3 separate regions of the Homo sapiens genome follow, and all the other regions are linked to region 3. The links are chromatin contacts, found by Hi-C or POLR2A ChIA-PET in ENCODE. All regions are on one chromosome and are shown on one strand. Each heading gives the region's core, a stretch centred on a gene start or an enhancer-like site at or near the end of the contact. The rest is flanking DNA. Distances are from core to core; before and after follow the strand shown. Region 1 holds the start of TMEM53 (transmembrane protein 53). Region 2 holds the start of PLK3 (polo like kinase 3). Region 3 holds the start of MAST2 (microtubule associated serine/threonine kinase 2).

Region 1 (3,306 bases), core at 94-2,593, 1.1 Mb after region 3:
CATGCCCGGCTAATTTTTGTATTTTTAGTAGAGATGGGGTTTCGCCATGTTGGCCAGGCTGGTCTCGAACTCCTGACCTGAAGTGATACGCCCGCCTCAGCCTCCCAAAGTGCTGGGATTACAGGGGTGAGACACCACACTGGGCTCTTTGTTTTGTTTTTTGAGACAGGGTCTCACTCTGTCACCCAGGCTGGAGTGCAGTGGCACAATCATGGCTTACTGCAGCTTTGACCTCCTGACTCAAGTGATCCTCCCACCTCAGCTTTCCAAGTAGCTGGGACTTCAGGCATGCGCTACCATGCCTGGCTAATTTTTAAAATTTTAATTTTGTAGAGATGAAGGTCTCACTATGTTGCCCAGGCTGGTCTTGAACTCCTTCAAGCCATTCTCCCGTCTTGGCCTTCCAAAGTGCTGGGATTACGAGTTTGAGCCACCGCGCCTGGCATGCAAAGAGTCTTTCCCCCTCCCTATCTCTAAAAGTCTTTCAAGGCCCAGCTCAAGAGCCAACCCCACTGCCATAAATGCCCCTTCTCTGATTCTGAGCTCCTCAAATCCTTACTCTTCTGTAGTATTTATCTCACACGCAGAATCAGAGTTGCTTCATGCATGGTTTCTCTCCCTCTCCCGTTAAGACATGGGAGAGGGAGGGCCAAAAGCTTGATTCTCACTAGGGCCTAAGGAACCTTATTTAGCCCACCCAGTCTCTGGCACATAGTATGTAAATATGCTGGCACATAGTATGTAAATATAGATAAATGCAAGAAAGTTGCACTCCCAGCTCCTCGGTGGGCCCTATCAACAGGGCATTCTCTAAAGTCATCAACTGAAGACTGCTTCCCATCCACCCATCCATCCATCCATCCATCCATCCATCCAGAATATGCCTCAACCCCACTGGGTGGAGGTTGGGTCGGCACGCGCCCCCTAGGCCGTTTTGTACGGTTTTATACCTCCAGCCCTCGCAGTTGCGGCTGGTAGAGGATGGCAGAGGTAGGTAGACGATGCAAGTCAAAGGGCACACTCTTCCGCCGCGTAGGATAGGACTCTGTTCGGACGAGTGACCCTGCCCATTCCCAGAATACAGCAACTCTTCAGCCGCCTCTCACCTACATGAGAGGGTGGGGACTCTTCCTGACCGGCGCCCCGGCTGACCAATACCTGATCCAGATCAAGCGAATTAGCCAATGGCTGCGGGTCAGTAATAGGGGCGGGGCATGGTTGCTAGGGCCGAGCTAGTGGGGTGAGGCGAGAGGCTCTGGAAGAGACTCGGTGGTTGCTAAGGCGGGAGGTCACAGAGCGCGGCGCAGGGATTGGGCCGTGTTGGGGGAGGTGTGTGGTGATTGGGCGGCGCCCAGGAGGCGCCCGGGTGAGGCACGGGTGCGCAAGCGGGAGTTCCGGCTGGAGACCCGTGCTCTGGGCCGGCGCCTTCACCATGGCCTCGGCAGAGCTGGACTACACCATCGAGATCCCGGATCAGCCCTGCTGGAGCCAGAGTATGGAATGAGGGTTGGGTCCAGGCGCGGGGAGGTGACCTCATGAACCTGTGGGTTGCGAGCGCAGCTGTAGCCCCGCCCCTCATGCGGCCCCGCCCTCCCTCGGGCCGCCCCCTCATAGGGTCTGGCAGGTCCTAGACTTAGAGAGGCTCAGAGAGCCCCGCCCCTCGTAAGTCCCGCCCCAGAGTGTTCCTCCCTGGCGAGCCCCGCCTCTGCCCGAGTCAGCTGCTCGCTTGGGACCTCTTTTTCTGTCTTTCCTGTCCGGGGTGCTCAGGTCCATGCCCTTTAATCACTTCTCATAGCTGAAGGCTGCCGAAAGCTGGATCCCTCCTGATTCCTTTGTTTGGGATTGGGCTTCCCACATCTAGCCTATCACTTATTATTTTCCCGAAGGCGTGGAGGGGGAGGCTCGCGGGGTCACCGATCCTCGCAGAAGCCCGGGACTCAGAACCCTTAGCCGTCCCTCTCCACTCTTCTCGGCAGTGGTTAACAGTGCAGTCTCTGCCGTCGGGTAGAACTCGACTGAAATCCTGACTCCTTCCTTTAGGAGCTGGATTACCTTTGGTAAGCTACCTTCTCTGAACTTCAGTTTCCTCCTCTGCAAAACCGGGATAAGGATAGTAACCTTCCTCATAGGGCTGTTGGGGCCATCTGGAGATTGTGTAAAGGGCCTGGCATGGAGTGAGTTCAGTAATTGGCATTTACGATCAGCATTGTTTCTCTCCTTACATTAAAGAAAGACATGTAGGATTCTCCACAAAATTAGGATTGACAGCAGGCCCGCATCCATGACAGTGTGAGTAGATCGGGGTCCAGAGAGTGGAAAGTTTGGTCTCTCTGGGAATTCTGGCAGAAGGGCCTTGAAGTATGATCAGCCTGAGGCCAGCGTGTCCCTCACTTGCATTAGTCCAGCATCGCCTTCACGCCTCCTGTCTCACTGCCTGCAGCCCAGCCTCTTAAACTGCTACCACAGTGATCTTTCTAATGCAAAGGTTTGATCTTATACTCTGCTCTCCATAAAACTTACCTCCTTAAGGAGAGCCTTCCCAGATCCCTCCCGTAGCATCTCATGTTCTTTGGTTGGAGTCTAGGAGAGGGCAGCCCTTAGACTCCCGCAGAACAGATGGCCCCAGACCAGCTGTTTTTCCCTAGAACTGGATCTGCTGGCTTAGCGCTTTTGGGTTTATAGATGTAAAAATACTTTGGACACGTTTTGGCGTCAGCAAGCCATGAAGTCAGTTAATATTATTTCCTTTGGAGAGTCTTCGGCTGCAAAGGGTTGGAGCTGCCTTCTGCACGGCCAGGAGGGCAGCCTCGTGGTCCTGGTTCACATTTCAGCTCCATGTCTTACAAGTTATATGTCTTTGGCAAGCTATTGAACCTCCCTGAGCCTGAGATTCCTCCACTGTGAAATGGGAAGAGTACTAGTGCCTACCTCCTCGTGGGATTGCGAGGGTTACGAGGTAGCGTTTGGATGTGTGTCCCTGGCACAGTGCAGGTGCTGCCATTGCATTGCTCCCCTGTGGTTCCCCCTCAGCCCCCCTTTCTTTTTTTTTTTTTAAGAGATGGAGTCTCCCCTGTCGCCCAGGCCGGAGTGCAGTGGCGGATCCCATGGCTCCCTTTGCTGCTCCAGGAGGCTGGGTCTTAGAATTGGAAGAAATCTCAGAGACTGTTTTGTCCTGCCTCCCTCTGTTGGCATGAGTGCATTCCATTGCTAGCAGACCCTTCCCTGGGGCGATGCTTCTGCCCAAACATTCTAGCCTGTTGGAGGCAGCTGGGATTGTTAGAAAGCACTTCCCTTTCTTGAGCCACA
Region 2 (3,203 bases), core at 397-2,896, 1.0 Mb after region 3:
AGGCAGTCACCTTGCCTCCCACATACATATGCACTGTCTATCACGCATGTCATCTGTATCACACACAGGGCCCCTTTCCTCAAAACTCACTTCTTCCTCTGCTCCGGAGGCTCCAACCGGGCTGCCAGCCCAAAATCCCCCACCTTCAGTTCCATGTTCTCAGTGATGAAAAAATTTCCTAGATGGGGCAAGAGAGGTGTGTCAGATTCTTTCCTTCCTCCCTCCCTCCCTCCCTCCCCAACCTCCCATCCTCCAGGCTCAGGAGTCTCACCCAACTTGAGGTCCCGGTGCAAGATGCCGCGCTGGTGCAAGTACTTGAGGCCAGAAAGGATCTGCCGCAGGTAGTAGCGCACTTCTGGCTCCAACAGGGTGTGCCGGGCCTTCCAGATGTGGGCCAGGGACTGCAGAGAGCCACTGCCTCAGCCCCTGGTGAGCCCTCCCTCCCCCTCCCCCTCCATCTGTGCTCCCTGAGGAAGAAACAGGGCCCCAGCTTTGGGTCTTAAGACTGTCTTCTCGGCTGGGTGTAGTGGCTCACGCCTGTAATCCCAGCACTTTGGGAGGCCAAGGCAGGTGTATCACAAGGTCAGGAGTTTGAGACCAGCCTGACCAACAGGGTGAAACCCTGTCTCTACTAAAAATACAAAAATTAGCCGGGCGTGGTGGTGCATGCCTGTAATCCCAGCTACTCAGGAGGCTGAGGCAGGAGAATTGCTTGAACCCGGGAGGCAGAGATTGCAGTGAGCCGAGATCGCGCCACTGCACTCCAGCCTGGGCAACAGAGCAAGACTCCATCTCAAAAAAAAAAAAAAAAAAAAAAAAGACTGTCTTCTCTCCCTCACTCTCATCCCTGCGGGAATCACCATCTTTCACCTTTCGGCTGCAGAGCTCCAAGAAAATGTAGATGTTGTCAGCGTCCTCAAAGTGGTGCGAAAAACGCACGATGTGGCGGTGCTGCAGGTCTCGGTGCAGCTCAATCTCATTTAGGATCTGCGATGAGGGCGCGGAGTCGTCATCCTTCCATGGTTCCCATGCCACCGTCCCCACCCCACCCCTCGCCCGCTGAGCCTGGACCCACCTTCTCGCGCTGATGCGGCTTGGCGACGCGGCTCTGCGGGATGACTTTGACAGCGTAGGCGCTGCCAGTCTCTGTGTCAGTGGCCTCGTAGCAGCGGGCGAAGCCCCCCTGTGAAGAGGGGGCATCAGGCTGGTTGTTCCAGGGGGGCCGAGTCTGGCCCGCGGGCGTCCCCGCGTTGGGGGTCAAGTGCCCACGCCCTGCTCGGCGCCAGAAAAGAGGCCGGCCGGGACCCCCACCTCCACCATCACCACCCCGCGGACGTCCCTCGGCCCACCTTGCCCAACAAGCGGCCTTTGAGGTAGGTGCGGCCGCTGCGCGGGTCCGTGATGAGGCGCCCGGGGTCTGACGTCGGTAGCCCGGCCAGCATCTCCAGCTCAGGTCCGCGCAAGGCACTCGGAGGCGGCCCGGGCCCGGCCGGGGGAGCGGGCGCGGCGGCCGCACGCTGGAAGGGGCGCGGAGACAGGAAACCGGCGGCAGGCTCCATGCGGCCGGCGCGTCGCAGCGCGGTCCCGGCTTCTCGGTTCCGCCCGGCCCCGGCCGCGCGTGGCGCTGCCTGGATTTGCTACGCTGCGCTGGCGCCCAGGGGAGCCCAGCGTTTTATCAATGAACGCCTGCCCCCTCCCCGGCGTCTGGTCACCGAGAGTCCCGCCCCCTTCCTAGCAGCGAGTCGAGGAGAGGCCACTCCCATTCCCGGCCTTACATCACCCAGAAGCTCCTCCCCCACCCAACGCACTGCCAGACCCCGCCTCCTCGCCGCGCCCCGGGGCGCAGCCCGGCAGCTAGTCACCATGCAGGTGCAACCAGGCCGCAGGGGCCAGCTGATCCCTGTCCGCCTCTCACCCCTCCTTGGCCACTGCGAGTCCCGCTCGTGGGGGCCTCTTTCTTTCCCCATCCTTCGGGATGTGTGCTGAAGTCCGAGTGGGGCCCGGGCATCTGGGGGCGTCTCCCCAGCAACTAGATAGATCAGCGTTCCAGCCAGCAGCGGAGAGGCAGGGGCGGCGCTCGCTTTTGCCCGGGCATGTTACCCGACACTCCCCTTTCAGTGTGCCGGACCGCGTGTGTCCCTCGCCCTCGCCCGGGGCCCGGCCCAGTGCTGCCCTCTTTAGGGCCTGGAAGGAAGGCACAGTCTCGCGCCTGGCTTGCCTGGCCCGAGGGCTGCCTTGCCAGGTTTAGGAGTCAAGCAGAGTCTGGAATTTCAAGGCTTTTACCATGCTCCAGGCCACATCTTCCGCTACCCACTTCTACACTCTTGAGGGGCAAATTTCGGGTTCCTCCGGGGTCCGCAATTCCCTTCCTCTGAAAATACCCCCGGGCCTGGGTCAGCAGCCAGAGGCCAGAAAGTGAATGGGAATTGGATTTTCTTTTTTCTTTCTTTCTTTCTTTTTTTTTTTTTTGAGACAGAGTTTCGCTCTTGTTGCCTAGGCTGGAGTGCAATGGCGCGATCTTGGCTCATCGCAAACTCTGCCTCCCAGGTTCAAGCGATTCTCCTGCCTCAGCCTCCCGAGCAGCTGGGATTACAGGCATGCGCCATCACACCCGGCTAATTTTGTATTTTTTTTTTTTTAAGTAGAGACGGGGTTTCTCCATGTTGGTCAGACTGGTCTGGAACTCCCAACCTCAGGTGATCTACCCGCTTCGGCGTCCCAAAGTGCTGGGATTACAGGCGTGAGCCACCTTGCCTGGCTGGGAATTGCATTTTCTCAAATGCTAGACACGGGCACTTGGGCAGCTAGTCTCTGGACCACGTGGACCCCTAGACCCCTGCGCAATGCCCACCCTTCCCAGGGCCAGAGACAGAGGCCCAGGACCACAGGCCTCCTGGCCTTGTCTCTCACCTCTCTGCCCTCCCTCTGTGCCAGCCAATCAATTACCATGCCATTCCTCAAAGATTTATTGAGAGCATCTGCTAAGTGCTGGACACTATCTCGAATAAAACTAATCAAGCTTGCAGCCCTCATTTAGTTTACATTCTGCTTGATGGAAACAGACAATAGGCAAGCAGATAAACAAGGTAATTGCAGGCTGTGAAAAGTGCTATGAAGGAAGAATAAACAGAAGAGCAAATGAAGAGCCTACTTTAGAAAGAGTAGCCAGGAAAGTCAACAAATATTTGCTGAGTACCCAATTT
Region 3 (3,252 bases), core at 4-2,503:
TTTCACTAAACTTATTACCGCTACTAGTGGCAGCTTCTCCTGCCTGATAAAACTGACCTTTATCCCCTACTCATAAATACACCTACTCTTGACTAATAAATTACATAAACATATCCTGTTCATTCAGAAACTCCATGAATATTTGTATGCTGCTGTGTTTTCCCAGTAATGTGTTTTCAGTGGAAAACTAGCAGGCAAACCATATATCTACGAATTCTGTTCACAAAATTGGGCTTAACACTGCTCACATGCAGGTGTTTCACAAGTGCTTTCTTGTGAAATAGATGGTTGGTAAAGAGAGCCTTAACAATGATTGTGAACACACTGGTACAAAAGTATAATGATGGCCAAATCAGAGAATGCTTGGGAGTGTCATCCGTTTTTACAATTTTAAGGACAACCTCTAGAAAACAGGATAACACTACATCAAATTGACTTACATCTTACTCTATTTACTCCTATGGATAACTCCTCAACGCCTCTTTAGTAAGCCTACTCGTTGCAGCTCACACACTCAGCCCACATTCCAGCGTCCTTTCGCCCCATCCAGAACCCCTGACTATCTCTTGCACCAATTTTTCATTCTTCTACACCCCCATTTCCAATACAACCCCAGGCCACCACTTCCATTTCTCCACTCCCCATTTCTCGGCCTCCCCAGACCTCCCACTCCTCCCCGCGAACTACTCAGACCCCACCCCTCCAAAGCTCCAGCCCGGGTCCTCCCGCCGAAGATCCCCTCCCCCACGGCTTCCATTCAGGTTCACCCTCCCGGATCCCAACCCGCCCTACCTGCTCCTTGCCCTCGGGCCCCGCGGGGCCCGTCCGCTCCTCCAGCCGCTGCCTCCCGGGCGGCGCTCGCCGGCGCGGCGGCAAAGACTGAGACAGCTCCGCTGCCCGCTGAACTCCATCCTCCCGGCGGTCGGGCGGCGGCGGCTGCGGTCGGTCGCGGCAGCGGCTCCGCTTCATATCTGCAGCTGGGGCCCGCGGGCGTCAGCGCCGCGACTGTCCCGGCTCCGCACTGCCCCGGGCCGCAGCGCAGCCGCGCCAACCACCACCCGCGGCCACCATGGCCGGACGGGCTCCCTAAGCCACCGACCCCAGCCCGCGGCGCCTTCGAGCCTTCTGGGGCCTCCGGCGCCGCGACCTCCTCTGCGCTCCTCACGGAAGAGACAGCATCGCTGACGCCTCGCCTTCTCCCACCCAGCACACGTTGGGCAGGCCACCCGCCGCCGGCTCAGCCGCCTGCCTACAGCCAGCCTTCGGCCGGCCCCGCCCCTCACGCGCGCGCACCGGGAGCCCGCCCGCCACCTCCGGCCGCGCGCCGCCTCCCGCGCACGCGCCAGCGAACGGTCGCAAAGGACCCGCCCGTGGCCCTGGCGCGCAGTCGGAGGACCAGAAGCGAGCGGGGCTCTCGGCGCGCCGTCAGCGGCTGCGGACTCCCATTGAATCTTTCATTCATCCATTCATGAAACTGCTGGGCCAAGCTCAGTGCTGGGGACCCAAAAATGAGTTCGAGTCGATCGGTGTCCTCAAAGAACTAGGGAGAGAGGGGCCGGGAGCAGGAAGGAGACAGAATAACACAACTAATGAATAGAAGGCTAATGCATGCTTTTTTATTTAGTGCCTGCCAACTCTCACCTAATTCTCACATCACACTTAGGAGGCAAATCTGCGCATTCTCATATTACAGATAAAGAGACTGAGGCGAAGTGAAATGCACCAGGTCACCCAGCAAATCAGTGATCAAACTAGACGGAATTCTGGCTCTTCTGTCCCTTTCCACCGTGTTTGCTCTTTCCGGACAGTAAGACAGTGTGGAAACGCCTATAAAAGTGGAAAAAGTGATGGATTCCTTCTGGGAGGAGGAGAGGACAAAAAAGGCATACAATGAAGTCATCGTGTAGAGCCCAGCCCAGTCTGCTGTGGCCTGGGTAGCCTGACCTGCTGCCTGCAGTGACTCATCTGCTCAGCAACATGTGGTGGTAGCTCAGCTCTGGCCTCCCTCTGGCTTCAGCTGGTCTGCCACATGTTGTGTTTTTCCTCTTTTGACCTAGAAGCCTTGCTTAAAGCCTTCACCCATTTGTCCTGGGCCTCTTCCCTGACCCCTTTCTGAGTAATAAAAATAGCCAACACTATGGAGTGCCCACTGCATACCACACACTGTGCATTCAATTCAGACATACACAAACAAGAAGTAAGTTGTATTTCCATTTTACAGTTGAGGAAATAGGCTCAAATTACATAATATGCTCAACATCACACAGCTTATAAGTCCAGAGCCAGGACTCAAACCCAGGTCTGCCAGATCCGGACAGAAAGACAGTGCGGAAACACCTATAAAAGTGGAAAAAGTGATGGATTCCTTCTGGGAGGCCGGGAGGATGCACATAACCAATGTGCTCTACGGCCTGTCACCAGCCTGCTCCTCTATTCCCTGTCCCAGTTCCTTACCACCCATCCAGTTGCCTCAACCAGAAACCTGGAAATCATCCTGGACTCCTTCCTTGTCCTTTCCTCACATCCAATAAATGAACAAGTCTTATTGCCTCTATAACCTCACTATTTCTCCAATCTGCCTCCTCTTTCCGTCCCATTGGCACCACCTCAAGTTTCATCTTCCCTCACCTACTTGACTGAGAAAGCCTTCAACGGGTTCACTTATGCCAGTCTCATTGTCTTTAAACTCATCCTTCAAAAAGCCCTCACAAGACTCTTCCTATATGTTACTTGCTTGCTTAAAACAATTAAATGGACCGGGTGCAGTGGCTCACGCCTATAATCCCAGCACTTTGGGAGGCCAAGGCGGGCAGATCATGAATTCAGGAGATCGAGACCATCCTGGCTAACACAGTGAAACCCCGTCTCTACTAAAAATACAAAAAAATTAGCCAGGCGTGGTGGTGGGTGCCTGTAGTCCCAGCTACTCAGGAGGCTGAGAACTGCATGAACCTGGGAGACAGAGCTTGCAGTGAGCCAAGATCGTGCCACCGCACTCCAGCCTGGGTGACAGAGCAAGACTCCGTCTCAAAAAAAAAAAAAAAAAAAAAAAACAGTTAAATGAGGCCGGGCACGGTGGCTCACTCCTGTAATCCCAGCACTTTGGGAGGCCAAGGCAGGTGGATAACGAGGTCAGGAGATCAAGACCATCCTGGCCAACACGGTGAAACCCTGTCTCTGCTAAAAATACAAAAAATTAGCTGGGCGTGATGGCGGGCGCCTGTAGTCCCAGCTACTCGGGAGGCTGAGGCA

Evidence for each region. Hi-C counts contacts between places; a loop is a spot of excess contacts on that map. ChIA-PET counts read pairs that join two places held with the same protein, here RNA polymerase II (POLR2A). Pooled maps may share reads with other maps.
Region 1: a loop to region 3 is called in a pooled map, with 9 times the contacts of the local background. The contact joins the promoter of TMEM53 here to the promoter of MAST2 in region 3. A Hi-C loop is called at or near these places in 1 of 37 single-sample maps with no recorded cell type and 6 of 50 pooled maps. POLR2A ChIA-PET finds 5 or more read pairs at or near these places in 1 of 52 experiments (activated B cell).
Region 2: a pooled map shows a loop between it and region 3 (5-fold over the local background). The contact joins the promoter of PLK3 here to the promoter of MAST2 in region 3. A Hi-C loop is called at or near these places in 4 of 50 pooled maps. POLR2A ChIA-PET finds 5 or more read pairs at or near these places in 2 of 52 experiments (OCI-LY7 and activated CD8-positive, alpha-beta memory T cell).

The regions. Positions count from the first base shown.
Region 1 is chr1:44,672,518-44,675,823 of GRCh38, reverse strand. It overlaps TMEM53 (transmembrane protein 53), which reads left to right and starts at 1,343. Exons shown (of 3, transcript NM_024587.4): 1 at 1,343-1,493. The coding sequence starts at 1,433. ARMH1 (armadillo like helical domain containing 1) reads right to left here and starts at 1,110. Exons shown (of 12, transcript NM_001145636.2): 1 at 951-1,110. RefSeq lists silencers at 1,171-1,220, 1,291-1,340, 1,491-1,630 and an enhancer at 1,398-1,899.
Region 2 is chr1:44,798,820-44,802,022 of GRCh38, reverse strand. PLK3 (polo like kinase 3) reads right to left here and starts at 1,646. Exons shown (of 15, transcript NM_004073.4): 1 at 1,350-1,646; 2 at 1,076-1,183; 3 at 871-987; 4 at 272-401; 5 at 91-178. The coding sequence starts at 1,559. RefSeq lists enhancers at 970-1,019, 1,790-2,179, 2,230-2,289, 1,974-2,642 and a silencer at 1,410-1,689.
Region 3 is chr1:45,801,613-45,804,864 of GRCh38, reverse strand. MAST2 (microtubule associated serine/threonine kinase 2) reads right to left here and starts at 1,253. Exons shown (of 29, transcript NM_015112.3): 1 at 793-1,253. The coding sequence starts at 969. RefSeq lists a silencer at 986-1,425.